Linked DNA regions of Homo sapiens: regions 2, 3, 4, 5, 6 and 7 are each linked to region 1. A link is a contact called in ENCODE Hi-C or POLR2A ChIA-PET data. All regions are on one chromosome and are shown on one strand. The core of a region is the stretch at or near the end of the contact, and the rest is flanking DNA. Distances in the headings are between cores, read along the strand shown. Region 1 holds the start of LINC01623 (long intergenic non-protein coding RNA 1623). Region 2 holds the start of H4C1 (H4 clustered histone 1). Region 3 holds the start of H1-2 (H1.2 linker histone, cluster member). Region 4 holds the start of H2BC4 (H2B clustered histone 4). Region 5 holds the start of H1-4 (H1.4 linker histone, cluster member). Region 6 holds the start of H2BC6-AS1 (H2BC6 antisense RNA 1). Region 7 holds the start of H3C4 (H3 clustered histone 4).

Region 1 (3,450 bases), core at 542-3,041:
TAGTAGGAGTTGCTCCTTACAACTGCTATTTCACAAACATTTATTCCTTGATATAACCTGCCACCACTAGAATTGCAGTCACTGATTCACCAAAAATAAATCAATCATGTCGTTTTTGCTGATCTTAACTTGAGGTGCAGCTCATATTTTTTTCAATATTTAGTGTTAGAAGTGTTTGGAGTCCTTATTTAGAAATTTGGTGTTTTTGTGATCAGACATTTGCCAAGAAAATTAACTCTTAAATCAATTAGTCTAGTCTATGGTAGAATTAGTTTTATTTTGCTTAAAGTAATAGTTTCCAAAAACCAACTGACAATAAGTGAGGACTTCCTATATTTTTATGCTTAGGTTTGATGAAGTGGATAGTCCCATAGCAGTATAATTGGATAAAAGGGGGTATGATCTAATGGTTATAAACTGGGGTGAACTTAGCAAAGCCTGTTTATTCAGGTTCTCTTTGGCATCTCTGTGTCTTCGTTTATTTCCTCCAAGTACATTTTCTCCCCTCTGAATTGACGGTCTTATCACCTACTTTAATTGGAAGATCAGGTAGCTTTCATGGCCCGCTTCACGGAACAAGGGCCCAGAGAAAAACGTTTCTGCTTCTGCTGTTTTCTCAAATGCCGAGGTGTCGTATTTTGGGAGTAGTGTGACCTGAACCCAGTCAAAAGACGTCCGAGTCTTTCTAATCTCTGGGTCATAGGGTCGCCTTTGGCCTATGCATTGTACGTATACAGTATGGCATTTCGCATGTCTGTCCACTTCTAGGCGCACAGTCCAACTGGCTTTGACTGGTCAGGAAGGCCAGGCCTGGATCTGGGGTTGGTACTATAGGTTAGATGTTTTCAGGTTTTGAAGGAGAAACAGGTCCCTTAAGGATGAGAGCGAATCAGAAGAAGACAGACAAAAAAGGATTTAGGATTTGTTCCAGAAGCTCATTTCTGGATTGACTGTCGTACCAAGGTTTGGCGAACGGCGGCAAGCGCTTGCCAGTTTGTCGAAGAGTGGAGAGGTCAGTTGTGCCAAGGAGTGGAGAGGTCTAAGAACTCTCCAGGAGCACGGAGGGTTTATGCAGTCATAAATCGCCTTGCTTCTGCATACTTTTTATTCCGTGGAGGATTCCGCCCGGGCGATGGCGCCATAAATGCAGGTGCGTCCTGGCTCTTTTCTCTTCCCAGTGCGCATCTCGGCGACTCTCACCACCCGAGTCTCAGAGCCCGCGAAACGTAGCGTGCCAGGTTCTCCATCCCGAGGCTGGGCGCGGGAACCTGCAGGGGCAGTAACTACGACCGGGACAAGCCGATCTGCAATTCCCCTCCTGTTTTCTCTGCCCCTTGGACTTAAATTCCCACGGCGGCGTTTAGGGCTTTCGTTTTATCTTTCTGCGTTATGCTCGCGGTTTCCTGGCAACCTTTCCAAGCAGAATCACCCCATCACAGACCTTTCTCTGGGGGGCGGCCAGGCAGGACGGCTCCCTTATAAACCCCGATAGGTGGTTGTCGAGCGGCCGTCCGAGAGGGTGACCTGCAGCGGGAGATCCCAGGCCCAGCACGGGACTTTCGATATAACATTCAGTTTTCCTTCTCTCAGCGCAGTCAGGAAACAATATCCAGTATAGCGAATTCAAAATTAAGTTCGACAAAATATGCTTCTTGGCACGACCGATAATAGTAACAGGTCATAGAAATATTTTGGCCCACGTTGAGCGTTGGGGGGTGTAGCTCAGTGGTAGAGCGCGTGCTTAGCATGCACGAGGCCCCGGGTTCAATCCCCGGCACCTCCAGCTTCATTTTTCTCCCGCCTTTTCTCCTAGATGTGCCTTGTTTGCAAAATCATGTCTATCATGTCCACGACTCGCCTCAATTTTTTTTCTTTTGTTTTTGTGGCACTTTCATTCTCTCTCAATTCTTCAAATTCACATGGAAACCAAGGAAAACAAGCTCCGTTTTGCTTTCAATATTGATGCATTTCTGCTCTAAGGCTTTGACACCACCCTGGGTGGCTGTGTCAAGAGATGAAAGACAAAATGAAAGAGGCCGCGGAAGCACAGACTGGCAGAATTCCAAAACCCGAAAAACAAGCAAGGCACCAAATTAACAAGCCCAATCACATTGGTTACATTTCCCAGTATTATCGAAGATCAAGCAAGAAAGAAAAAGACAGAAAACAAATGCGAAACCACAGGTAATTTTTTACAATTTATTTTAGATCCTTTCTTTTTTGAGCTGTTCCTTGGTCAAGGGACAGACCCAGAAAATAGGAAAACTGTCCCACGGATTTCCCCACCACTCTCTTCCCATCGCAATCTCTTTTCTTTTCCCCCATCAGGTGTCCTCTTGTTCGTCCGATTTTAGACTTTGTAAGCTTTTTGTAGGCTTTTTTTTTTTTTTTTTTTGGAGACAAGAGTCTCACTCTGTCTCCCAGGCTGGAGTGCAGAGTGCAATGGCACCATCTCGGTTCACGTGCAAGCTGTGCCTCCCAGATGCAAGTGATTCTCCTGCCTTAGCCTCCCGAGTAGCTGGAATTACAGGCATGATGCACCACCATGCCCGGCTAATTTTTTTTTTTTTAGTGGAAACGGGGGTTTCACCATGTTGGCCAGGCTGGTCTCGAACTCCTGAACTCAAGTGATCCACGATCCACCCGCCTCTGCCTCCTAAAGTGCCGGGATTCCAGGCGTGAGCCACCACGCCTGGCCTACTTTGTATGCATTTCTTTGACTCATTGTTATTGTTTCTGACTTTATTAGGGTAACTTTTATTAAAGCATAATGTAAGCTTTGGATCCAAATAGAAGTTCTTTATTGTGTTAAATAAATTGAAGCCTTCGTATCTGGCTGACTTGAAGCAGCACTTAGCTAGTTTTAAAAGATATGGAAGGCAATCAGAAAACAAAGATACATATCCCCACTCCCTTCTCTTCCCAATTCTAACCGCAGCTCACATTTTGAAGGGCCTCACACATGCATGTGTGAACATCTCAACATATTAGCGGTGGCAGTTATCTGTAAGGAGTCTGCAGCAACATTAATTCTTGCCTCCTCAGGAGAAGGAAAGAATTCGATTGAGGAGCATAATGCCGAAGGAGAGACCGAGGCAAGTCTTAGAGCAGGGGTGAAAAATTATTGAAAATATTTAGAGCACTAATGAAGGAAAGTACACTTGGAAGAGGGCCAAGCAGGCGACTTGAGAGACCAAGTGCACGGCTTGACCTCTAGACCTGGGGTCGTAAACGTTGGCATAGTTCCTAAATCTTGTGTTATTTCTCCCCACTCCTGAGATCTTATTGGGAAGTGACCGACCACCAGTTTCACGTGTTTTCTATCTGTTAAGAAACTGCCTTTCTCTGTCAGAGGAAGAATCAGTTTAAACTTTATAGATTTCTTTTAAAACGTATTTATTACAAGTCCCCAAGAGGGCTTTATTTTTGCTTTCACACATCCTGTTTTTC
Region 2 (3,450 bases), core at 530-3,029, 2.8 Mb after region 1:
CAATAAATATCTTTAAAATACCAACTAAGAAAGACATAAAATGACCCACCCTCCATACCAGGCTCATTTTTGCTCCTCTGATTCCTGAAACTATCCAGAATGCAGCTATGAATTCTCTCCATTGTCAGTTTTAAATTAAGCCAAGCTGGGTACTTGTGTAATTCCTCAAGAAATCCTGGATGAAAACTGTCAGGTGGAAAACAGGACCTCAAAATAAAGAGACATCCATCACTGAAGCTAACATCGTGAGGCTGAAATCAGTCCTATAACAATGGTACCAAAAAGAGCACAATGAGAGGCATTTGTGAATATTTACTCAGATGAGAGTAAGATATTTCCCTATCAGCTAACCTGAAGTTCACATCCCTTTTCCAGCTGAGTTCTGAAGCTAGATGTACTTAACTGGAACACATAACTGCATCAGGAACATCCTTTAAAACTATGGCTACCATGGCTTGACTGGACAAACCCCAGGCTTCCAGGTTTAGCACAGGTGGCCCTTCACAGACCAACATTGCCTATGCTACCAACCTCATGTCCTACCACCCTGCTTGCATCATTTCTCTCTCTGCATATATAAAAATATATGTGTATGTATATAATCAGCTTTATTGATATTTAATGTACCACAAAATTTGCCCACTTTAGGTACAGTTCAATGAATTTTACCGTGTTTTCTTAGTTGTACAACCATCATCACAATTTAATTTCGGAATATTTCTATCACCCAAATTTCCATTTCTGCGTAAAGGGGGAAAAAAAAAGGTTAACTGCTGAAGGCCGCGGTAACACTGAAAAAGGTGCCTTTTCTCTCTAAAACAGATTTTAATCTCCCCTGAATTTAGTGTCCTGGGTATTCCAGGAGTCTGAATAGGGTTTCAATTTTCAGGGTCTTTTTAATAGAGTAAAACTGTATTGGTGGCGATAAATTTAGTATTGCTCTCAGTACATGATTGAGGGATACTTAAATGTCTCTGTGATTTTATTTCATAATCGCTAAAAGATGGTTTTTTTTTTTCCTAAAACAGGGTTTTTGTTTTTTCTCAATAAGCTTCTTAGCTTCCCCTCCGGCTCCCTGGCTTGCCTCAGGAAATATTAGCTCATCAGTTCTGATTGGTTGACAGCTACGAATGGCCCTCATTGATTGGGCAGCGCTTCTTTGTCCCTTGGAAACTAATACAAATTTTTAACACTACTTTTTTTCCACTCTTTCTTCAGAGTTGGAATATCGTTGCTCCCCTACCCATATGTAGTGAGTGGAGGGCAAACTTGGAGTTCCCCTAATCTTTCCTTTTTAGGATGTCAGCTCAGTATCATTCATCTTAATTACACATTGAGCTTCTTGACTTAATGGATACAGCTCTTCTTTTGTTTAGTTGGGCGGCCCTGAAAAGGGCCTTTGGTTCAGAAATGCAAGCTGTGGAGAAATCAGCAACCTTAACCGCCAAAGCCATAAAGGGTGCGTCCCTGGCGCTTAAGCGCGTAGACCACGTCCATGGCAGTGACTGTCTTGCGCTTGGCGTGCTCCGTATAGGTGACAGCGTCACGGATCACGTTCTCCAAAAACACCTTGAGCACCCCGCGAGTCTCCTCGTAGATCAGACCAGAGATCCGCTTCACACCGCCACGCCGGGCCAGACGCCGGATGGCCGGCTTGGTGATGCCCTGGATGTTGTCACGCAACACCTTGCGGTGGCGCTTGGCACCCCCCTTACCCAAACCCTTCCCGCCCTTACCACGTCCAGACATGACTTCCCAAGAAGTGAACCAAGAGCAAGTGAGAGAATAGGAAACCGATCTTTATATATCTACGTTACCCCTGCCCCCACCTCCAGCGGACACTGAGACTGAAAAGCGCGCAGGCGGGAAATGTGACGCCTACAGTCCGCTCCTTTAACCCCTCCTCCAAGCCCCAGGAAATGGCGGGAGCAGCGATTGGGGGAGGGTGGGGAGATGAGGGTGGGACCAAGCAGGCTTGACCAATGGCCTTTATTTTCTTAACAGAGCTACAGGCTTTGAGGAACTGGGTTAAGAATTAAATGTAAACCCATTCTGACTCCAGAATTATTTTAAGTCGAACTTTTTTTTTAACCGAATCTCTCTGTCGCCCAGACTGGAGTACATTAGAGCCATCTCGATTCACTGAAACCTCTGCCTCTCAGGTTCAAGTGTTTCTCCTGCCTCAGCCTTCAGAGTGTAGCTGGGATTACAAGCGCTCGCCGTCGCGCCCGGCGTGTTTTTGTATTTTTCGTAGAGACGGGATTCGGCCATGTTGGCCAGGCTGATCCCGAACTCCTGATTTCTGGTAATCCGCCCGCCTCAGCCTCTCAAAGTGCTTGAATTACAGGCGTGAGTCACCGCGACCGGCCGAAATCGATTGGTTTTGAAGCCTTCAGTAGCATTAAAACGAAAAGTGCTCCCAATGCATTCCCTTTTGTCTTAAATTGGTTTCTTACAGCTACTTTACTTGAAAAGGTGGTGGCTCTGAAAAGAGCCTTTGCTTGGACCGTCAGAGAGACCACAGTAATCACGCCCTCTCTCCGCGGATGCGGCGGGCGAGCTGGATGTCCTTGGGCATGATAGTGACGCGCTTGGCGTGGATGGCGCACAGGTTAGTGTCCTCAAATAGCCCTACCAAGTAGGCCTCGCACGCCTCCTGCAGAGCCATCACAGCGGAGCTCTGGAAACGCAGGTCTGTTTTAAAGTCCTGCGCAATCTCGCGCACCAGGCGCTGGAAAGGTAGTTTACGAATAAGCAGTTCAGTGGACTTCTGATAACGGCGGATCTCGCGCAGAGCCACGGTGCCCGGCCGGTAGCGGTGGGGCTTTTTCACGCCGCCGGTGGCCGGAGCGCTTTTGCGGGCTGCCTTAGTGGCCAACTGTTTGCGTGGCGCCTTGCCACCAGTAGACTTCCGAGCAGTTTGCTTAGTGCGAGCCATGACGGAAAAACAGCACAGCGGAACACCCAACACTAGCGCAAATACGCCCATGAGCTGCTCTATTTATAGTGTGTAAAGTGCAGTGATTGGATGATAGAAGACGCTAAATATGACGTTACACACTCTGATTGGTCTATCTTTAAGCCAGCAACAATCGTGCAGTTTCACCGGCTACTATATTCTATTCCAACTCTACAGATGATTATTTAAGTGGTATTTTATTACTACTATTATTTTATTTTACTTTTGCTTTGTTCCCCAAGCTGGTCTTAAACTTGGGCTCAAAGGATCTTCCCGCCTCAGCATCCAGAGTAGCTGGGATTACAGGGGAGCCCCACTGCGCCGGCTTGGACTTTAATTTTTTAAACTTGTCCTCTTCTACATCTGGTTTTCATAACCTGAAGGCTGTGTTTATTTTCCATAAAACAAGGCATTGATTCCAAAGGTATTATAATTCCCCAATTCCGTATAACCTTCAGCTCTTTAGGAAAAAAAAAAAAAAAAAAAAAAAG
Region 3 (3,450 bases), core at 499-2,998, 2.8 Mb after region 1:
ATGATGCAGGTGCTTCAATTGTTTATACACTTTCCATAATTTTGTATAATTCTTATACCCTGTCACTCTGAGGAATAGCCGGTCTAAGTGTTTTTCCACCACTGCTAATTCATCCATCACTAATCTCATTAGACTGTTAATTCCCAGAGGACATAAGCACACAAGCAGACAATGTTTACAAATGTTGGACAAATGTTATTTAATAAAACAATGGGGTCACCCTTAGTCTAAAAGATGTTTCACTTTTCATTTGTCATTGAACTCTTATTTGTAGGTTCCCTTTTGACTTTCCCACAATCTAAGGCTGTTCTCTTTAACACATATTTTCATGAAAACATATATTTGAGCAGAAATTGTTGGGGAGTTGTAATATTACCTTTGTCCCTAAATATGAATCTATAATTATATCAAATATATGGGCAGACAATTTACTTTGCCTTTAATCTCAAGAAAAAAATAGCAATTACTTGGGGTCGGAGAGTAAAATAAGAAGTAGTGAACCTTAAAGTAGCAAACTTTAGAACAGAATAGTTTCAGAGGGGATGAGAAGAGGTGATTTTTCAGCTCATCAACAACAGATCTTATAATAAATTACATGTTCTGGTACTTTTCTTGTCTTTCTGTGTTAAATTTTGCTATTTAAAAAAATAAATTTCAAATACATTGTTCATCTTAAAAGTCAAGAGTGTGTTTTATTAAAGTCAGTTGCTTTATTTGCAACTCAAAAGATATATTTGAGTTCCCAACTGGAGATTGTCCTATATGGTAACTTGCGTAAGGTATGGTTACTGAAAGTAACCTACAATTTTCATGGGCTGAAATTCATTTCTATATTGCAGCGTACAAAAATAAATAAATAAAAAATGCTTGTTTTCTTTGAAAACATATTATCTCAGTGCCTCTAACTGCCAAATCTATTGGCTTTTTTGCAGGCTTAAGGGCTCTCCCTTGTTCCTTTATGATCTCTATCTTGAGGGCCAGACCTCCTGCCTTACACAACTCAGAGGGGGACCTCAGAGCTCTTTAAAAAGAGCCCAATTTCTCGCCTGTAGAGAAGTGAAAAGGATGCCCCACCCCCATCTATGAAAAGAGGGATTTGATAGTTTCAATGTCTTCAAATCAAAGATTTAAGTCTGTAGCCCCCCACCACCCCGGACCCTAGCAAGGCTCATGAACCCCCTCCCATCCCGCCCTAATTGCTTTGGACTGGCCGTGGAATCCTTGTCCCAGTCCACAGTTCCTGTGCGACTGCACGAAGAATTCACAGAGGACCTGTGTTACTTCCCTTGTGAAGAAACAGAATTATCATGAAAATTTAGGTGGAAACCATTTCGCTTTTTTCTTCAAAAATAAGGGAAGCATGTGCCCAACCACCCCTGGGAAAAAGAACCTTCAGGGGCAAAGGAGCGAACAGGTAATTTATAAGAAAAACAGAAAGTGGTCTCTGACTGCCCCAGACTTCCTTCGGAGTTGGGGGAATTGGGGACGCCTGGACGCGTTGTTTTTGTGTTTGTGGAAAAAATAAATGAAGAGCATGAAGCCCGAGGCTTCTGAGATCCTTTCCTGACCAAACCCAAGTGATTTGGTGCGGGGAATTTTAATATTTTTCCCCTTTTGTGAGGTGGAACAAACACAACTTGGGAGCAGCGCAGCGGCTCAGAGCCTGCCAGCCAGGCGGGCGACCAGAGCACCAATCAGAGCGCGCCTGCGCTCTATATATACAGCGGCCCTGCCCAGGCGCTGCTTCATCGGCGCTTTGCCACTTGTACCCGAGTTTTTGATTCTCAACATGTCCGAGACTGCTCCTGCCGCTCCCGCTGCCGCGCCTCCTGCGGAGAAGGCCCCTGTAAAGAAGAAGGCGGCCAAAAAGGCTGGGGGTACGCCTCGTAAGGCGTCTGGTCCCCCGGTGTCAGAGCTCATCACCAAGGCTGTGGCCGCCTCTAAAGAGCGTAGCGGAGTTTCTCTGGCTGCTCTGAAAAAAGCGTTGGCTGCCGCCGGCTATGATGTGGAGAAAAACAACAGCCGTATCAAACTTGGTCTCAAGAGCCTGGTGAGCAAGGGCACTCTGGTGCAAACGAAAGGCACCGGTGCTTCTGGCTCCTTTAAACTCAACAAGAAGGCAGCCTCCGGGGAAGCCAAGCCCAAGGTTAAAAAGGCGGGCGGAACCAAACCTAAGAAGCCAGTTGGGGCAGCCAAGAAGCCCAAGAAGGCGGCTGGCGGCGCAACTCCGAAGAAGAGCGCTAAGAAAACACCGAAGAAAGCGAAGAAGCCGGCCGCGGCCACTGTAACCAAGAAAGTGGCTAAGAGCCCAAAGAAGGCCAAGGTTGCGAAGCCCAAGAAAGCTGCCAAAAGTGCTGCTAAGGCTGTGAAGCCCAAGGCCGCTAAGCCCAAGGTTGTCAAGCCTAAGAAGGCGGCGCCCAAGAAGAAATAGGCGAACGCCTACTTCTAAAACCCAAAAGGCTCTTTTCAGAGCCACCACTGATCTCAATAAAAGAGCTGGATAATTTCTTTACTATCTGCCTTTTCTTGTTCTGCCCTGTTACTTAAGGTTAGTCGTATGGGAGTTACTGAGGTATCAGACGAATTGGGTGACGGGGTTGGAGAGTGGCCGTGGTGAGGTTACAGCATTTAAACCTTTATTGCGGCTTCTAGGTCCCTGACCGGAGGCTTTTCTCGCTGGCGGATGGTTTTGGGATGGCAGTCCCGCCCCAGGCCTGTGAACGGCAGAAAAGACCGCAAAACAAGAGCCAGTTTCTTAGTCTAAAGGGATGTCCGGATTGGACTAAAAAATTTTCAAAAGTCCCGCCCTGCTCCCGGGTTGGTCCGTTCTTCTAGTACATGACTTTCATTCTGTATTTAATTGGATGGTGGAAGACGTTGCTTATTCTGTGTTTTTTGCTTTACTGTGACTTAAAAGTTTTGCCTCTTTTCTCTTTATATTAATGTCTGGGATTTCGGACGCTTTCCATGTTGTTGGTAGTCAAGTTGATGTCTCCTGGAGGTAGTGGCAACATCCAGCCCTGGGAGGAGAGTGCGTGCAGGTACCTTTGTCCTACATTCCTCTGCTGTTAATTTCTCATTCCTGTGGCAACGAAGGAATGCATTTAAAAAACAGCCACAACAGCGGCAATAGCCCTTCCTCCACCCAAGGCAATCGTGGACCTAGGGAGTTTTTTGTGCCACATAACATGTAGCCTTCCGCTAAACTGACAGGTTTGAGCGTATCGATTTTGAGCGTATCGAAAGCACAACTTTTAGCCAGCCATTTTGTCCTCGCATGACTACGGTTGCTTATCCTGTTTAGACAGACAGCAACATTTAAAAATCGAAGTTCCTTTAAACGTATTTTGTTTGGCAGTCCAAATGTTTCTATGCAGAAAACAGTATTTGTACTATTAACTATGAAGAGTGTATGGATAAATGGGAGACATTTCTAATAAAGGCCTTCGT
Region 4 (3,450 bases), core at 518-3,017, 2.7 Mb after region 1:
AGGTCTCTAGAAATTTGTCCATGGTCCCAGATCTCCATTTCTTGTGGGTGGGGCAGCTGTTACCAGATCCCTAGAAGCAAAGGTTTTTTTGGGGGACCGTGTCTCACTGTTGCCCAGGCTGGAGGGCAGTGGCACGATCTCGGCTTACTACAACCTCCGCCTCCCAGGCTCAAGCGACTCTCCTGCGTCAGCTTCAAGAGTAGCTGGGATTACAAGGTATGTGCCACCACGCCCAACTTATTTTTTTATTTATTATTTTTATTTAGTAGAGAGGTGTTTCACCATGTTGGCCAGGTTAGTGTCGAAGTCGTGACCTCAGGTGATCAGCCCCCTCGGCCTCCCAAAGTGGTAGGATTAGAGGGGTGAGCAGAAAGCAAAGGTTTTTGAGTGGCCACAGGCCCCACTCTATTTCCTTTTCTGCCTGTAATGGCAACCTAGACGCTTGAGCTTCTTAAAATACAAGAGTAAGTTGCATGTCAGGCACCGTTCTACATTAGGGACATTAGTCTGTTTTACAGACACCTTTCAACTCCCTGGTTAACTTTTAGGTAATATACTCTGCACTTTAGCAGGAATGGGACCTATAACTCTCACAGAATTAGGAAAGTGAGGCTGCCTACAGCCTAAATTGAGAAAAAAATAGACGGGGGACTAGTCGGAGGACCAAACAAGGTTACCAACACGTTAGAGTTTTGCCTTCAATTTACATTTTTAAAGTAATCACAACGAAGTGTTTAGATCACGAGGCATCCCTGCATGTAAACTGTTAGGCACTAACTATGGTCGATCTTACAAAGCATTAACTAGAATATTTCTTTAGAGTATGATAGTACGTAACTGACCTACTATTACATACAAACAGACCAACCTTTAGTAACAGCGCTCCCCAAAAACCGAAAAGCAGTAATACGCTTTGCTCAAGGTTGGCATAAAATTAACTTACCTTAGTGCCTTTTTTCCTTCTACCTACAAGCAGTGAGGTTAGCTCTTCCTTTGAAACGGTAGGGGGGCTCTGAAAAGAGCCTTTGGGTTTGATAGCGTTTCCGGGAGCTCAGATACCTGTCAAATCACTTGCCCTTGGCCTTGTGGTGACTCTCGGTCTTCTTAGGCAGAAGCACGGCCTGGATGTTAGGAAGGACGCCGCCCTGAGCAATGGTCACCCGGCCTAGCAGTTTGTTGAGCTCCTCGTCGTTGCGGATGGCCAGCTGCAAGTGGCGCGGGATGATGCGAGTCTTCTTGTTGTCGCGAGCCGCGTTGCCGGCCAGCTCCAGGATCTCGGCGGTCAGGTACTCTAACACCGCCGCCAGGTACACCGGCGCGCCTGCCCCAACCCGCTCTGCGTAGTTGCCTTTACGGAGCAGGCGGTGCACTCGGCCCACCGGGAACTGGAGACCAGCGCGAGAAGAGCGGGATTTCGCTTTGGCGCGAGCTTTGCCTCCTTGCTTACCACGTCCAGACATTGCAATCAGACAAAAATCACCAAAACCAGCGGCCTAAGCTCACGAGAAAACAAACAAAATCAAGAAATATGTAAAACATGGCCGCTTTTATAGGTAGTTCCTGGGGAGTAAATCCGACTTTTTGATTGGTCGGTAGCAAATGCTAGTCAGATAGCCAATAGAAAAGCTGTACTTTCATACCTCATTTGCATAGCTCTGCCCACGGATGACAACTGTGCAGTTTGTCTTCCAATTAACTAAGAGGTACTCTCCATCCCTCATTAGCATAAAAGCCCTATAAGTAGCAGAAATCCGCTCTTTACTTTCGACACATTTCTGGTGTTTTAAGATGCCTGAGCCAGCCAAGTCTGCTCCCGCCCCGAAGAAGGGCTCCAAGAAGGCAGTGACCAAAGCGCAGAAGAAAGATGGCAAGAAGCGCAAGCGCAGCCGCAAGGAGAGTTACTCTGTGTACGTGTACAAGGTGCTGAAACAGGTCCATCCCGACACTGGCATCTCTTCCAAGGCCATGGGCATCATGAATTCTTTCGTTAACGACATATTTGAGCGCATCGCGGGCGAGGCTTCCCGCCTGGCGCATTACAACAAGCGCTCGACCATCACCTCCAGGGAGATCCAGACGGCCGTGCGCCTGCTGCTTCCCGGAGAGCTGGCCAAGCACGCCGTGTCGGAGGGCACCAAGGCCGTCACCAAGTACACCAGCTCCAAGTAAACATTCCAAGTAAGCGTCTTAACACCTAACCCCAAAGGCTCTTTTAAGAGCCACCCAGATACCCACTAAAAGAGCTGTGGCCAGACGCCAAATTTTATTTGGCGGCGGAGGGGTATTAGAATATAGGAACTGGAGAGGGGTGGGGACAAGTGTTGCAGCTTAGAGAGGGACAAAGGGTCCTGAACCCGAAAGAAGCCAGCCATTAAAAATGGCTTTGGGGTCAATTCGTTGTGCTTAAATTTAAAATGGAGACAAGCGGCCATTTTGCTAACTCGGCGTTCCCGGAAGAAACCGCAGGCTCGCTTAGGTTTCAGACCCAGCTGTCTGTCCCTGTCTACGTCGCCAGGATCAACGGTTGCCGTAATGTCATAATTTCGCCACCAGCTTCTAGCCAATAGGCTGTCCTGTCATTTTAAATATTAACCAATCGAGGGAAAGCTGTTTTGAGACTCTGATTTACATAGCGGACCGGAGTGGGAACCTGGGCAGTAACTGCCTAAGGAAGGACTCCCCCTCTGTTTTCGTGGCGCACACCTTCGTAGTATACTGAAGGGTGTGTCTCCTGGGTTTCCAACTGCCCCGGTAATAGTCTTTTAACCTAATATGCGTCAGTTTTGATAACAACACTAAGGCAGTACAGAACTAAAGATGTAAGCACTGCGCCAGATGTTGCTTCATACATCTTATTCTATTCAACTGGTTTATTCAAGATTCAAATCAAATCAAATTTTGCTTGAATCCCAGTGCTCAGTCAGCCATAAATGGTGTGTTGCCTGATTGAAACTTAAAATCTCCGTAGGGGGCTTGTAACATGCAGACAAGTTTGAAAGTTGCTTTAGGAGAAGCCAACTCTTAACTGCTGGGTAAATTGACAAGCCTTCGAACACTGAACTGAAGGCCAGTAAGGACTAGGCGCTGGGTGGGGGAGAATGAAGAGGAGACGTCATTAAACTTAGCACATACACTGTATCTCCTAGAGGACTCTCCCTTCCTAGACAACTGCAGGCCGCTTTGTGGCCTGGGAAATTCCACATTCCCTTAAGTATTTTACTCATGGTCTTTTCCAGGTAAAGATTTTAAGATGAAGGGTTAGACGTAGTCTACCTATCTTTTTATTCAAGTCTAGAACACGTTTTTAGCACCTAGAAGTTTGCTTTCTCCATTAAAAACCGGGAATATACAATAAATAAAATTAGTGTTAAAGCAGATTTTTACAAACTTAAATACCATGTAATTTAGGTTACAGTTATTTAACATAAGGACTGTGTGATCTTAAATCTG
Region 5 (3,450 bases), core at 360-2,859, 2.7 Mb after region 1:
GACTACCCGAGGCTACTATAAATAGGCCTCTTTAGGCAAGACAGCTGTGCACTTCGCTTGGAGCAGTTGGTTTTTGAGATCCGACTTTTTTAACATTGTGGTGTCAGAACTTACACCGAAAGATACTTAACAGATTAGGAGAACTCACATTCCTTTCTTCCTTTAACAAAGTATGGGACTCGTTGCATACAGAAGCCGTGCTAATTGGGACATCCCCCCCCCCCAAGTCTGTCAGTTTTACGTTTCGGCAAGTCCTTAATCCATCCAAATGCCACATTTAAGGACCAAGTATTTTTCTGCAGTGTCGGTTTCTAATTTTCAGTTATGTGGCAGTAGTCTCCCCAAGCACTTGAAATGTAGCCCTTCGGAAATAATGTCAGTACTATGCCACTTGTCCTAAGACGTACTCCTCTGAAGTCCCTCACTGCCTGCCATACTCGATAGGGATAACCAGTAGGCTTGTAACCAGCACAGAAACTGATACACTGTGCCGTGTTTGGAACTCGGAAAAACCCAGCTTAGAAACCCGGGAAAATCCCAACATTTTTTTTCCCATGCTATCTGGAGGCCAGGGCCTGCTAAAAGTGCAAAGCACAAGGGAGGCCCAAATGGGTTCAACTCCGACACTCGAGAACGCAAAATCGAGATGACGCCACTGCACTCCGGCTTGGGCGACGCGACGCCTTAGTCAAAAATAGCTCCGGAGACACACAAAATCCCACTCCTCTCCCCGACTTTGTTCCCGGGAGACCCGCCCCTGCTTAGCAGCGTTTTCCCGAGCCACGCCCCCTAATAGTGCAACAGCTCTTTTACTGAGAGCGGTGGGTGGCTCTGAAAAGAGCCTTTGGGTTGTGTTGGGCTTCTAAGCAGTTGGCCAAAGGAACTTTCTACTTTTTCTTGGCTGCCGCCTTCTTTGGCTTGGCTGCCTTGGGCTTGGCGGTCTTTGGTTTAGCCGCCTTGGGTTTAACTGCTTTGGCCTTCGCTGGGCTCTTGGGCGCCTTTTTTGGCTTGGCTGCTTTCGCCTTTTTCGGGCTTTTCGCTTTTTTGGCTCCAGCAGCTGCAGCCGGCTTCTTCGCCTTCTTTGGGGTCTTCTTGGCGCTCTTCTTGGGGGTGGCCGCCCCCGTCGCCTTCTTGGGCTTCTTCGCCGCTCCTGCTGGCTTCTTGGCCTTGGCCGCGCCTGCCTTTTTAGCCTTAGGCTTGGCTTCCCCAGAGGCCGCCTTCTTGTTGAGTTTGAAGGAACCCGACGCGCCGGTGCCCTTGGTCTGCACCAGGGTGCCCTTGCTCACCAGGCTCTTGAGACCCAGCTTGATGCGGCTGTTGTTCTTCTCCACGTCATAGCCAGCGGCTGCCAGCGCTTTCTTGAGAGCGGCCAAAGATACGCCGCTGCGCTCCTTGGAGGCGGCAACAGCTTTAGTAATGAGCTCGGACACCGGGGGCCCAGACGCTTTGCGCTTGGCCGCACCTGCAGACTTGCGGGCCTTCTTCTTCACGGGAGTCTTCTCGGCAGGGGCCGGAGCAGCGGGCGCGGCAGGCGCAGTCTCGGACATGTTGAAGGCAAGCGTGAGCGAGAGCAATTCGAGCCGGAAGCAGAGGCACTGGCCGGGACTCGAGCCGCGGCGCTGCGCCCGCCCGTTTATATAGGGCGGAGCTGCGCCGTGATTGGTGCGCTGTCCAGCCCGCCTCGCTGGCAGCCGCAGAGTGTCCTCTCGGATCCCGAGTTGTGTTTGTTACACCTCAAAAAAAGCCAAAAATATAAAAATTGTCTACACCGAACTGCCCGGTTTTTCTCAGATAATGATCCCCGAACCCTCAGGCTTCACGCAGATCTCAAATTATAAGGGAAGCACAAAGCCTTGTGCCAAAAACTTGCAATATTTCCCGCCGTGCTTGGCAAATTTCAACTCAGAGAAACAAAACTTTCTATTTTCTTCGTAAATTATAAACCGATCTTTAACTGTGGACTTTTCTGACCTCTCAAATATGATACTCCAAGTGGTTAGCTTCTTATATATCCAAAAAGCATGCCACTGGCATTAAGATTTTTATTACAAATCTGCACTTAAGTGAGGGAAGTAACACAGGCTCCTCGGAGAGTCCTGCCTATTGAGCCGAGGGCATTTGAGTTCATCAAACTGGTTTAGTTTAATGCCAAACAAATTATTGCCCATTTGAGATTAAGTTTTGGACCCCTGGGACATCAATCTATACAGCCATGGTTTTACATCTGTCCGCTACATCTGAGTTTTTAAACAATTCTTTGGATAATTCTTTCCCTTTCTGCTCCCAAGGGTTGGGGGCGGGGCTGTTGCTTCTCTCTTCCTCTGGACAATTGCTCCATGGATTGAGATACCTTGAATTCAGGGTATTTGGGAACGAAGGGAAGTCCAAAATGTACTCAGGGTACAGAGATGAAAAAGGATTAATTTTCAAATGTGATGTTCATAAAGTCACTGGAAGTGGAGGTGCACTTTACTTTAAAGCATTTGTCTGCAGCCTTGCTGAGTGCTTTTGGCATATGCTTCAGAACCAAATTGCAATAAAGTAGCTTAGAGCTGAAATTCAAGCATTGATGATAAGGCAAAATAAATAAGAAACGTAGATTGAAACATCTACTCCCATTATTAGTGAAACCCAGCCCCTATTATTACTGAATAGTTGAGGAATGACTAGTCCACTCACCACGTATGGTTTCAATCCCCCTGAAGATTGTATTCCAATGCTTCCCAGAGCTCAATAGAAAGAAAAATAAGTGACATGTAGTGATTAAACGACAAGTTCAAATTTCGATCTCAGAAGTAGAGCTTTGAGAGTCTATCTAAGCTATTATAAATCATTGCCCTCTGAAAACATCCTTTGAACAATGTCTGAGTGAATTTCTTTAGGTAGTTGCCCAATCAAGAAGAGTGTATGTAAGCTGGCAATGAAAGCCCAACCAAAAGAATTATTTCTGGTCCGGGCGCGGTGGCTCACGCCTGTAATCCCAGCACTTTGGGAGGCCGAGACGGGCGGATCACGAGGTCAGGAGATCAAGACCATCCTGGCTAACACGGTGAAACCCTGTATCTACTAAAAGTACAAAAAATTAGCCGGGTGCGGTGGCGGGCGCCTGCAGTCCCAGCTACTCGGGAGACTGAGGCAGGAGAATGGCGTGAACCCGGGAGGCGGAGCTTGCAGTGAGCCTAGATAGTGCCACTGCAGTCAGGCCTAGGCGAAAGAGCAAGACTCCGTCTCAAAAAAAAAAAAAAAAAGAATTTTTTCTGAAAAACGATATGGCTGGAACAGTATGGGTGGAACTACAAGCCACTTATCATGGAAACAAAATAAAATTTTGCCCAGTGCTATAAGGTGATATGATACTGTTCTGTGGACGTGGTTGATTGTAATATGGCGTTGGATATCATTTTAAATTTTAATTTCATTGCCCAAAATCTCCAGACACAAATTCTGCTA
Region 6 (3,450 bases), core at 486-2,985, 2.7 Mb after region 1:
GCTATACACAGGCATGATGGCAGCACACTACAGTCTCCAATTCCTGGGCTCAAGTGGTCCTTCTGCTTCACCTCCTGAGTAGCTGGGACTACAGGGACGTGCCACCTCACTTGGCATGATACCTATTTCACAGAATCTGTTACTATAGAAAAACAGCTCTCCTACTCACTTTTTTCTTGTAAAATTGTATAACATTATTAGCAAAACTGGAGAATACAAATTTTAAAAAGGAAGGAAGAGAGAAAGAAGAAAAAAACAAAATTATAGTTTTGTCTCACTAATGAACATTCATTTTTGTTTTTTAGAAAAAAATGCCTATTATGAGAAAAAATGGAAACCAGGAGAAATTGCAGAGACCATGTTATTTAAATAAATAGCTGATTATATAGGGTTTATTCTAAGAATAGAAGGAAGTTTAGTATTCTAAATCTGCCAGTTTAAGAAATTAATAAAGGAAGGCCCAGAGCAGTGGCTCACGCCTGTATTCCTAGCACTTTAGGAGGCTGAGGCAGGTGGATCACTTAATGTCAGGAGTTCAAGGCCAGCCTGGCCAATGGCGGCCTATCTTCTTCTGATAATACAAAACTTAGCCAGATGTGGTGGCACGCACCTGTAGTCCCTGTTACTTGGGAAAGTGAGGCAGAAGAATCGCTTGAACCTGGGAGGTAGAGGTTGTAATGAGCTTAGATCAGGGCACTGCACTCCAGCCTGGGAGACAGAGTGAGATTCCATCTCAAAATAAAAACTAAAATAATAAAAAATAAAATAAAATAAAATAAAATAAATAAAATAAAAAAGAGATTAATAAAGAAAAAACATGATCATCTCCAAAGATACTGCGAAAGCATTTAACAAAATATAACACTCTTTAATCATAAACACTTAACAGACTACAATGAGAAGAGAACTTCATAAGGAGGAGCTACAGCGAGTATAACACTTAATGGTGCCGTTTTGGAAGGATTCCCATAGAGGCGGAAGGAAGACAAGTGTGGTGAGAAAGTACTCCTATTCAACACGGCATCACAGGGTTTGGCCAATACCATGAGATAGGAACAGGCAGTCAGAAGAGCAAGGATTCAATAGGAAAAGATGATTATCTTTGAAAATAACATAATTGTCAAGGTAAAAGTTCACAAGAATCTATAAACAATTAGATCAAATAAGAATTGGAATTAGTGGGCATAGGCCAGGCGTTGTGGCTCACGCCTGTAATCCCAGCACTTTGGGAGGCCGAGGCGGGCGGATCACGAGGTCAGGAGATCGAGACCATCCTGGCTAACACGGTGAAACCCCGTCTCTACTAAAAAATACAAAAAAACTTAGTCGGGCGTGGTGACTGTAGTCCCAGCTACTCGGGAAGCTGAGGCAGGAGAATGGCGTGAACCCGGGAGGCAGAGCTTGCAGTGAGCCGAGACTGCGCCACTGTACTCCAGCCTGGGGGACAGAGCGAGACTCCGTTTCAAAAAAAAAAAAAAAAAAATTAAAGTCATATGAAGATTAATATGTAACATCTTCTTCGACTTAAATGTTCATTTTTTTCCTTCTGACTTTAGAAGAAATTAAAATATTTTCATGAGCCTCCAAAAGAACTGCGGACCCTAGACACCGTGCCTGCTGTTTAATGGAGTACGGCACTGCGTGTACCGGAAGATGATTTTTTTAAAAAAAAACTCAATTAGGAAATAATTATTCGCACACATTCATATACATACATACATACACTGAATCCTCACACGAAGAGCCCTACAGGCGTGAGAACAGTAAGGGAGATGCAAGAAAGGTCTCCTTGGAGTTGGGAGGCGTATTTACAGCTACTAGAGAAGGGGGAAGTGCCAGCTCCCCGAGAAGAAAGCAGGAGGATGCTGAGAGACTAAAGCTGAAATTTTCTGCCTGCTTCCTCACTCTTTTCGTTGGTTTCAGCCGTCTGAAAAACCCTTGTGAGAGGAGCAAAAAGGTCAAGGGAAGATTGTTGCCTTGCTCTCAGTCTTCAAAATTTTCGATCCTCCGTTTTTTTTGTTTTGAGACGCAGTCTCGCTCTGTCGCCTAGGCTGGAGTGCAGCGGCGCGATCTCGGTCACTGCAACCTCCGCCTCCCTGGTTCTAGCGATTCTTCTGCCTCAGCCTCCTGAGTAGCTGGGACTACAGGCGCGTGCCACCACACCCGGCTAATTTTTTTGTACTTTTGATAGGGACGGGGTCTCACGGTGTTAGCCAGGATGGTCTCTATCTCCTGAACTCGTGATCCGCCCGCCTCGGCCTCCCAAAGTGCTGGGATTACAGGCGTGAGCCACCGCGCCCGGCCGGTCCTCTGTTTTTAAACTGTAAAGGACTCCAGCGGATTGTTCGAAGTCTCCGATATCCCGCGATCTGGTGGCCGCAGAAGAAAGAGGCCGAGTCGGCGGGGACTGGGAACCACCAGTTAGCGGCCTACGGGCAACCTCCCGGACGCGCGCGCCGGGCCGACGTTAAACGTACGTGACGCCCTATGCGGGAGCCGGATGGGCGTAACGGGGCGGCGGCGTAACGTGTGGCTCTGTGGTTAGGGCACGGAGGGGCGTGGCCGGACGGCCCTATGAGGGGGCCGGCGTTTTTGGCGAGGGTTGATGGGATGACCCTATGAGGGAGCCTGCGTGGAGGGGCACGACCGGCCCCAAGACTCCTTTTCATGGCCGCATAGCCGCACCGGGAGTAGGATGACCGCTGTTATTTTTCAGGACCTCTCATCTTCGGTTTGAAATTCTTTGCTTTTTTCCGGCTTTGTGTGGCTATTTAGTATTAGCATTTTAGGGCAGTTTCATTTCCTTTAAAGTAAAACTCTCCAAAGTGGTCTCCGGACCAGCAGCATCAGCATCACCTGCATAATTTAGAAGTACAAATTATCAGGTCCTACCTCAGATCTAATGCATCAGAAAAGTTTTGTGACTGCTTCAAAACATTGTTTCCCTTAATTCAGATGCTGGAGGAGACCTTTCAAATGGCAGCTTAGCATAAGCTAACCAGTTTTTAACTTCAGGTTCATTACCAAAGCCACATCAGTGCTTAGGCCTTATCCACTCAGACCTCCTTGATGCTGGAAAGTAAAGTGAAAATAGGTAGATAGATGTCTAGAAAGGGGAGGTCTTAGAAGAAAGGTTTGGATCAACAATGAAGGCAGAATTTACAATTCTCCGCAGATTTTATTAATTATAACTTTTTTTTTCAGACGTCCTGCCATCTTCTCATTCAGACTTTTCTTAGCAAAGGTAGTCCATGGCAAGTAATGAATTCCCAGTAACTAGGTCTGTAACAGAAGTAAATTCTGTTTTTATGTTTATAAACTCAAAAAGTAACATGAAGTGCAAACACCTTTAGTTCCTTCCCCTCGGTAACCTTCTTTTGATGAACCAGTGTGCAGCAAACCAGGATGAGTTGGATTTGGGTGGGATCCACACAGTCATTTTCAGGCAGA
Region 7 (3,450 bases), core at 278-2,777, 2.7 Mb after region 1:
TTAACAAAGGCTCTTTTCAGAGCCACCCATGTATTCCTTAAAAGGGCTCACATTTTCTGTGTAAATAGCTATTTTGCAGTTTTCTTTAATAATTTTTCCATTTATAAGTGGGTGTTCTTAACACTGAATCGTGAAACTAACCGTCCATTTTAAAGATGCCATAAAAATACATAAGCAAATTGGCGGGGCGCGGTTCCTTACGCCTGTAATCCCAGGACTTTGGAAGGCCAAGGTGGGCGGATCACAGGGTCAGGAGTTCCAGGACAGCCTGACCAACATGGTGTGAAGCCCCGTCTTTACTAAAAATAAAAAAATTTGTCGGGCGTGGTGGCGCGCGCCTGTAATTTCAGCTATTTAAGAGGTTGAGGCAGGAGAAAATGTTGAACCCCGGAGGCGGAGGTTGCAGTGAGTCGAGATCGCGCCACTGCACTCCAGTTTCGGCGACAGAGCGAGACTGTCTCAAAACAAACAAAAACCCAAAAAAGCAAACTAATTAAAATGCAAAGAGACTTTATGTCACATGTAATTTAAATCGATCAATGCAGCGGCTCGTTAGGATTGCAAAGCTGTTAAAAGGCCTGAGACATACAGGAGAGAAGTTAATGTTTGTCAGTGTTTACATTTACATAAAAATATAGTTAGTGACTTAAAGCAACAGAACCAGAACAAATGTTTTATTGTCTTTTGTATGCATCTTAATGATACGAAATAACCTGTAATTTGTAAGTATTTTTTGGGTTTGTTTTTGCAAGCCACTTTCAACTCTACTGAGCTAACCCTAATTAATTATCAATAGGAATACAAACCTACATCCCCTGGAGCCAGACGGCCCTTAGGTGGAGCTTCTTAGCACAGTGTTCAGCATGACTAAAAGGGCACACTGGTCTTTTTGTGCCATTTATAAATTTGGCTTTTTTTTTTTTTTTTTTTTACAGCAGATTACACAAATACCAGTTGAACTTGTAAAAGATAAGAGTGCTTTCATATGAGGATGACATATTGTGGTGAAATTAAATGTGTTCATGTAGCTTAACATCAGGTTTCATATTGTTACTTATGAGTTAATAGTCATGGTGCATTTGGAACAAATTATTGAAAATATCTCCAAGTTTAAATAGACAAATCAAGATATGAAATTAACCTTTCTAAACTTAAGAGGGTAAAAAGAAATCACTTGGCCAATCACAACTAGCGCGCGTCTTTTTAAAACGTTGATCAAAGCCAGTTTCAGCGCCAACATTTAAAAAAAAATTAAGACACGTCATCCTAGTAGCTAGACACAATTTTGCCAAGGAAAACCAAAGTACGTTTTAAATAAAAGCTAGAAACATGGCACAGAGGGGAAAGGGTTGAAAACACCAGCAGTTAAAGATGGACGGAGGAAAGTTTTAATATTTGGTCTACATGCAGGAGATGTTCTGTCAGGGAGTGGGCGTCTCCACCAATCGAGCTGCAGGGGAAAGGCTGCCTTGTCCAATCAGAACAGGGGTGTCTTTATATATACGGGTACGAAAGGCTAGACTTTCGTTTTTTCGTCATTTAGCAGGGTTTAGAAGTTCGCAATGGCTCGTACCAAGCAGACTGCTCGCAAGTCCACGGGTGGGAAAGCGCCACGCAAGCAGCTGGCCACCAAGGCTGCTCGAAAGAGCGCTCCAGCCACCGGCGGCGTGAAGAAGCCCCACCGTTACCGGCCCGGCACGGTGGCTCTGCGCGAGATCCGCCGCTACCAGAAGTCGACCGAGCTGCTGATTCGCAAACTGCCATTCCAGCGTCTAGTCCGTGAGATCGCGCAGGACTTCAAGACTGATCTGCGTTTTCAGAGCTCGGCGGTGATGGCGCTGCAGGAGGCCTGCGAGGCCTACCTGGTGGGGCTGTTTGAGGACACCAACCTATGCGCCATTCACGCCAAGCGAGTGACTATCATGCCCAAGGACATCCAGCTTGCTCGCCGCATTCGTGGGGAGAGGGCGTAAATTGTCTTGTGAATGTGTGCTAACCAAAACCCAAAGGCTCTTTTCAGAGCCAACCACCTTTTCTATAAAAGTTGCTGTTTACTGTTGCTGTCCGTAAACTGGAACCTCTGTTCACTCAAGGTAAGTAAGCATTCTTGCCTCTATCCGTTCCCCCTCCCCTCACGGAATTGGTGCAAAAAGCTTTATTATAATTGGGGAGTTCTTAAAACAGCCTTTAAGGTACTCTTATATCTCCTTGTTTTGGGGGCCGCTTTCTTAGGCTTGGATGCCTCCGGCTTGGGAACTTTCTTGGCCACCTTTGACCAACCAACCTTCTCCAGCAGCCTCCACCAGCAAAAGCTTTTGGGGTCCGCTTAGTACTCTTTTTCGGAATAAGGACGCCCCAAGCTTTCTTGGGCCTCTCGGCTGCCAGGACAGCTGTCTTGGGCATGACTGCAGCGGCTTTTCTGGCCTCGGTCTTGATTTTCCTAACACTGCCTGGTTTGGCGGGAATGAACCTGAGGCGCTGCACTCCTTAGCACGAAGATGCCCTCGTTTGTTTTCAAGGCCCAACTTTATTCAAATAATTTTTAAAAATTTGTATTTATTTTTAGGGACGAGGTCTCACTGTGTTACCCAGGCTGGCCTCAAAACTCCTTAGCTTGGCCAGGCGAGGTGGCTCAGGCCTGTAATCACAGCACTTTAGGATGCCAAGGCGGGCGGATCACGTGATGCCAAGAGTTCGAGACCAGCCTGCCCAACACATTGAAACTTCGTCTCTACTGAGAATACAAAAATTAGCCGGGTGTGGTGGCACACGCCTGCAGTCCCAGCTACATGGAAAGCTGAGGCAGGAGAAGGGCTTGAACCCGGGAGGCGGAAGTTGCAGTGAACCGAGATCACACCACTGCACTCCAGCCTGGGCAGCAGAGCTAGACTCCTTCAAAAAAAAAAAAAAAATCCCCAAGGACAAACAAAACCACCAAAAACAACTCCTTAGCTTAAGAGATTCTCCCGCCTTGGCCTCACAAAATGCTGAGATTACAAACGTAGGCCACCGCGACCGGCAAGGGCCGATCTTCATATCGTAGCCGCCAACACCTACTTGAGCGCGGCCACAGAGAAGGCCGCTGCGCTTCTTGGAGACGGCTAAGTCATTAGTGATGAACTCACATACCGGAGGGGCCTGGACATCTTGCACTTCACTGCAACTTCGGACTTGCAACCTTTTTCTTTACTTCAGTCTTTGACTTGGGAGATAGACCAGGAGTCACGGCATGTACAGTTTCGGACATGATTGTAGGTTTGGATATCTAACAGTTAAAAAAAAAAAAAGTCAGGCTGCGAGTGTGTCTGTGATTACGTGTGTGTCACACACAGACACGCTGCGCGCTGATTGGTTCCCAGCTCAGTCTTTCAGCTTGGCAGCAACCTAGTCTCAACCCTGTTTCTGAGTTGTGTTTGCGGAAATTCAGAAAATCAAAATAGTTTAAATTTC

The links. Hi-C counts contacts between places; a loop is a spot of excess contacts on that map. ChIA-PET counts read pairs that join two places held with the same protein, here RNA polymerase II (POLR2A). Pooled maps may share reads with other maps.
Region 2: a map of CD8-positive, alpha-beta T cell shows a loop between it and region 1 (3-fold over the local background). The contact joins the promoter of H4C1 here to the promoter of LINC01623 in region 1. A Hi-C loop is called at or near these places in 3 of 168 maps with a recorded cell type or tissue (CD8-positive, alpha-beta T cell, OCI-LY7 and Ramos) and 10 of 50 pooled maps. POLR2A ChIA-PET finds 5 or more read pairs at or near these places in 8 of 52 experiments (CD4-positive, alpha-beta T cell, CD4-positive, alpha-beta memory T cell, H1 and 5 more).
Region 3: a loop to region 1 is called in a pooled map, with 9 times the contacts of the local background. The contact joins the promoter of H1-2 here to the promoter of LINC01623 in region 1. A Hi-C loop is called at or near these places in 1 of 168 maps with a recorded cell type or tissue (OCI-LY7), 1 of 37 single-sample maps with no recorded cell type and 4 of 50 pooled maps. POLR2A ChIA-PET finds 5 or more read pairs at or near these places in 9 of 52 experiments (CD4-positive, alpha-beta T cell, CD4-positive, alpha-beta memory T cell, HEK293T and 6 more).
Region 4: a loop to region 1 is called in a map of CD4-positive, alpha-beta memory T cell, with 6 times the contacts of the local background. The contact joins the promoter of H2BC4 here to the promoter of LINC01623 in region 1. A Hi-C loop is called at or near these places in 2 of 168 maps with a recorded cell type or tissue (CD4-positive, alpha-beta memory T cell and naive thymus-derived CD4-positive, alpha-beta T cell) and 8 of 50 pooled maps. POLR2A ChIA-PET finds 5 or more read pairs at or near these places in 8 of 52 experiments (CD4-positive, alpha-beta T cell, CD4-positive, alpha-beta memory T cell, HepG2 and 5 more).
Region 5: a pooled map shows a loop between it and region 1 (26-fold over the local background). The contact joins the promoter of H1-4 here to the promoter of LINC01623 in region 1. A Hi-C loop is called at or near these places in 6 of 50 pooled maps. POLR2A ChIA-PET finds 5 or more read pairs at or near these places in 10 of 52 experiments (CD4-positive, alpha-beta T cell, CD4-positive, alpha-beta memory T cell, HEK293T and 7 more).
Region 6: a loop to region 1 is called in a pooled map, with 2.0 times the contacts of the local background. The contact joins the promoter of H2BC6-AS1 here to the promoter of LINC01623 in region 1. A Hi-C loop is called at or near these places in 1 of 50 pooled maps. POLR2A ChIA-PET finds 5 or more read pairs at or near these places in 5 of 52 experiments (H1, K562, OCI-LY7 and 2 more).
Region 7: a loop to region 1 is called in a pooled map, with 7 times the contacts of the local background. The contact joins the promoter of H3C4 here to the promoter of LINC01623 in region 1. A Hi-C loop is called at or near these places in 5 of 50 pooled maps. POLR2A ChIA-PET finds 5 or more read pairs at or near these places in 11 of 52 experiments (CD4-positive, alpha-beta T cell, CD8-positive, alpha-beta T cell, Caco-2 and 8 more).

What each region holds. Positions count from the first base shown.
Region 1 is chr6:28,862,018-28,865,467 of GRCh38, reverse strand. It overlaps LINC01623 (long intergenic non-protein coding RNA 1623), which reads left to right and starts at 1,791. Exons shown (of 2, transcript NR_033379.1): 1 at 1,791-2,184. It overlaps TRA-AGC2-2 (tRNA-Ala (anticodon AGC) 2-2), which reads left to right and starts at 1,712; the gene lies at 1,712-1,783. It also overlaps the pseudogene RPL13P.
Region 2 is chr6:26,019,978-26,023,427 of GRCh38, reverse strand. It overlaps H4C1 (H4 clustered histone 1), which reads right to left and starts at 1,779. Exons shown (of 1, transcript NM_003538.4): 1 at 1,378-1,779. The coding sequence starts at 1,749. The coding sequence ends at 1,438. It overlaps H3C1 (H3 clustered histone 1), which reads right to left and starts at 2,977. Exons shown (of 1, transcript NM_003529.3): 1 at 2,470-2,977. The coding sequence starts at 2,938. The coding sequence ends at 2,528. RefSeq lists enhancers at 1,185-1,414, 1,565-1,794, 1,016-1,831, 2,135-2,184, 2,215-2,314 and 2 more.
Region 3 is chr6:26,054,768-26,058,217 of GRCh38, reverse strand. H1-2 (H1.2 linker histone, cluster member) reads left to right here and starts at 1,748. Exons shown (of 1, transcript NM_005319.4): 1 at 1,748-2,478. The coding sequence starts at 1,790. The coding sequence ends at 2,431. RefSeq lists enhancers at 1,696-2,095, 2,186-2,235, 2,646-3,267 and a silencer at 2,726-2,795.
Region 4 is chr6:26,122,243-26,125,692 of GRCh38, reverse strand. H2BC4 (H2B clustered histone 4) reads left to right here and starts at 1,767. Exons shown (of 1, transcript NM_003526.3): 1 at 1,767-2,226. The coding sequence starts at 1,789. The coding sequence ends at 2,169. H2AC6 (H2A clustered histone 6) reads right to left here and starts at 1,521. Exons shown (of 1, transcript NM_003512.4): 1 at 1,003-1,521. The coding sequence starts at 1,460. The coding sequence ends at 1,068. RefSeq lists enhancers at 1,145-1,354, 1,445-1,584, 919-1,604, 412-1,611, 1,855-2,594 and 4 more and a silencer at 1,618-1,983.
Region 5 is chr6:26,154,488-26,157,937 of GRCh38, reverse strand. It overlaps H1-4 (H1.4 linker histone, cluster member), which reads right to left and starts at 1,609. Exons shown (of 1, transcript NM_005321.3): 1 at 823-1,609. The coding sequence starts at 1,547. The coding sequence ends at 888. RefSeq lists enhancers at 1-376, 1,106-1,185, 1,446-1,605, 1,130-1,881 and a silencer at 766-815.
Region 6 is chr6:26,171,058-26,174,507 of GRCh38, reverse strand. H2BC6-AS1 (H2BC6 antisense RNA 1) reads left to right here and starts at 1,735. Exons shown (of 3, transcript NR_186648.1): 1 at 1,735-2,473. It also overlaps a transcript of H2BC5 not described here. RefSeq lists an enhancer at 1,769-2,661.
Region 7 is chr6:26,195,363-26,198,812 of GRCh38, reverse strand. It overlaps H3C4 (H3 clustered histone 4), which reads left to right and starts at 1,527. Exons shown (of 1, transcript NM_001376937.1): 1 at 1,527-2,029. The coding sequence starts at 1,563. The coding sequence ends at 1,973. H2AC7 (H2A clustered histone 7) reads left to right here. Exons shown (of 1, transcript NM_021065.3): 1 at 1-29. It also overlaps the pseudogene H1-12P. RefSeq lists enhancers at 306-365, 396-455, 1,198-1,798, 2,177-2,286, 1,799-2,400 and 4 more.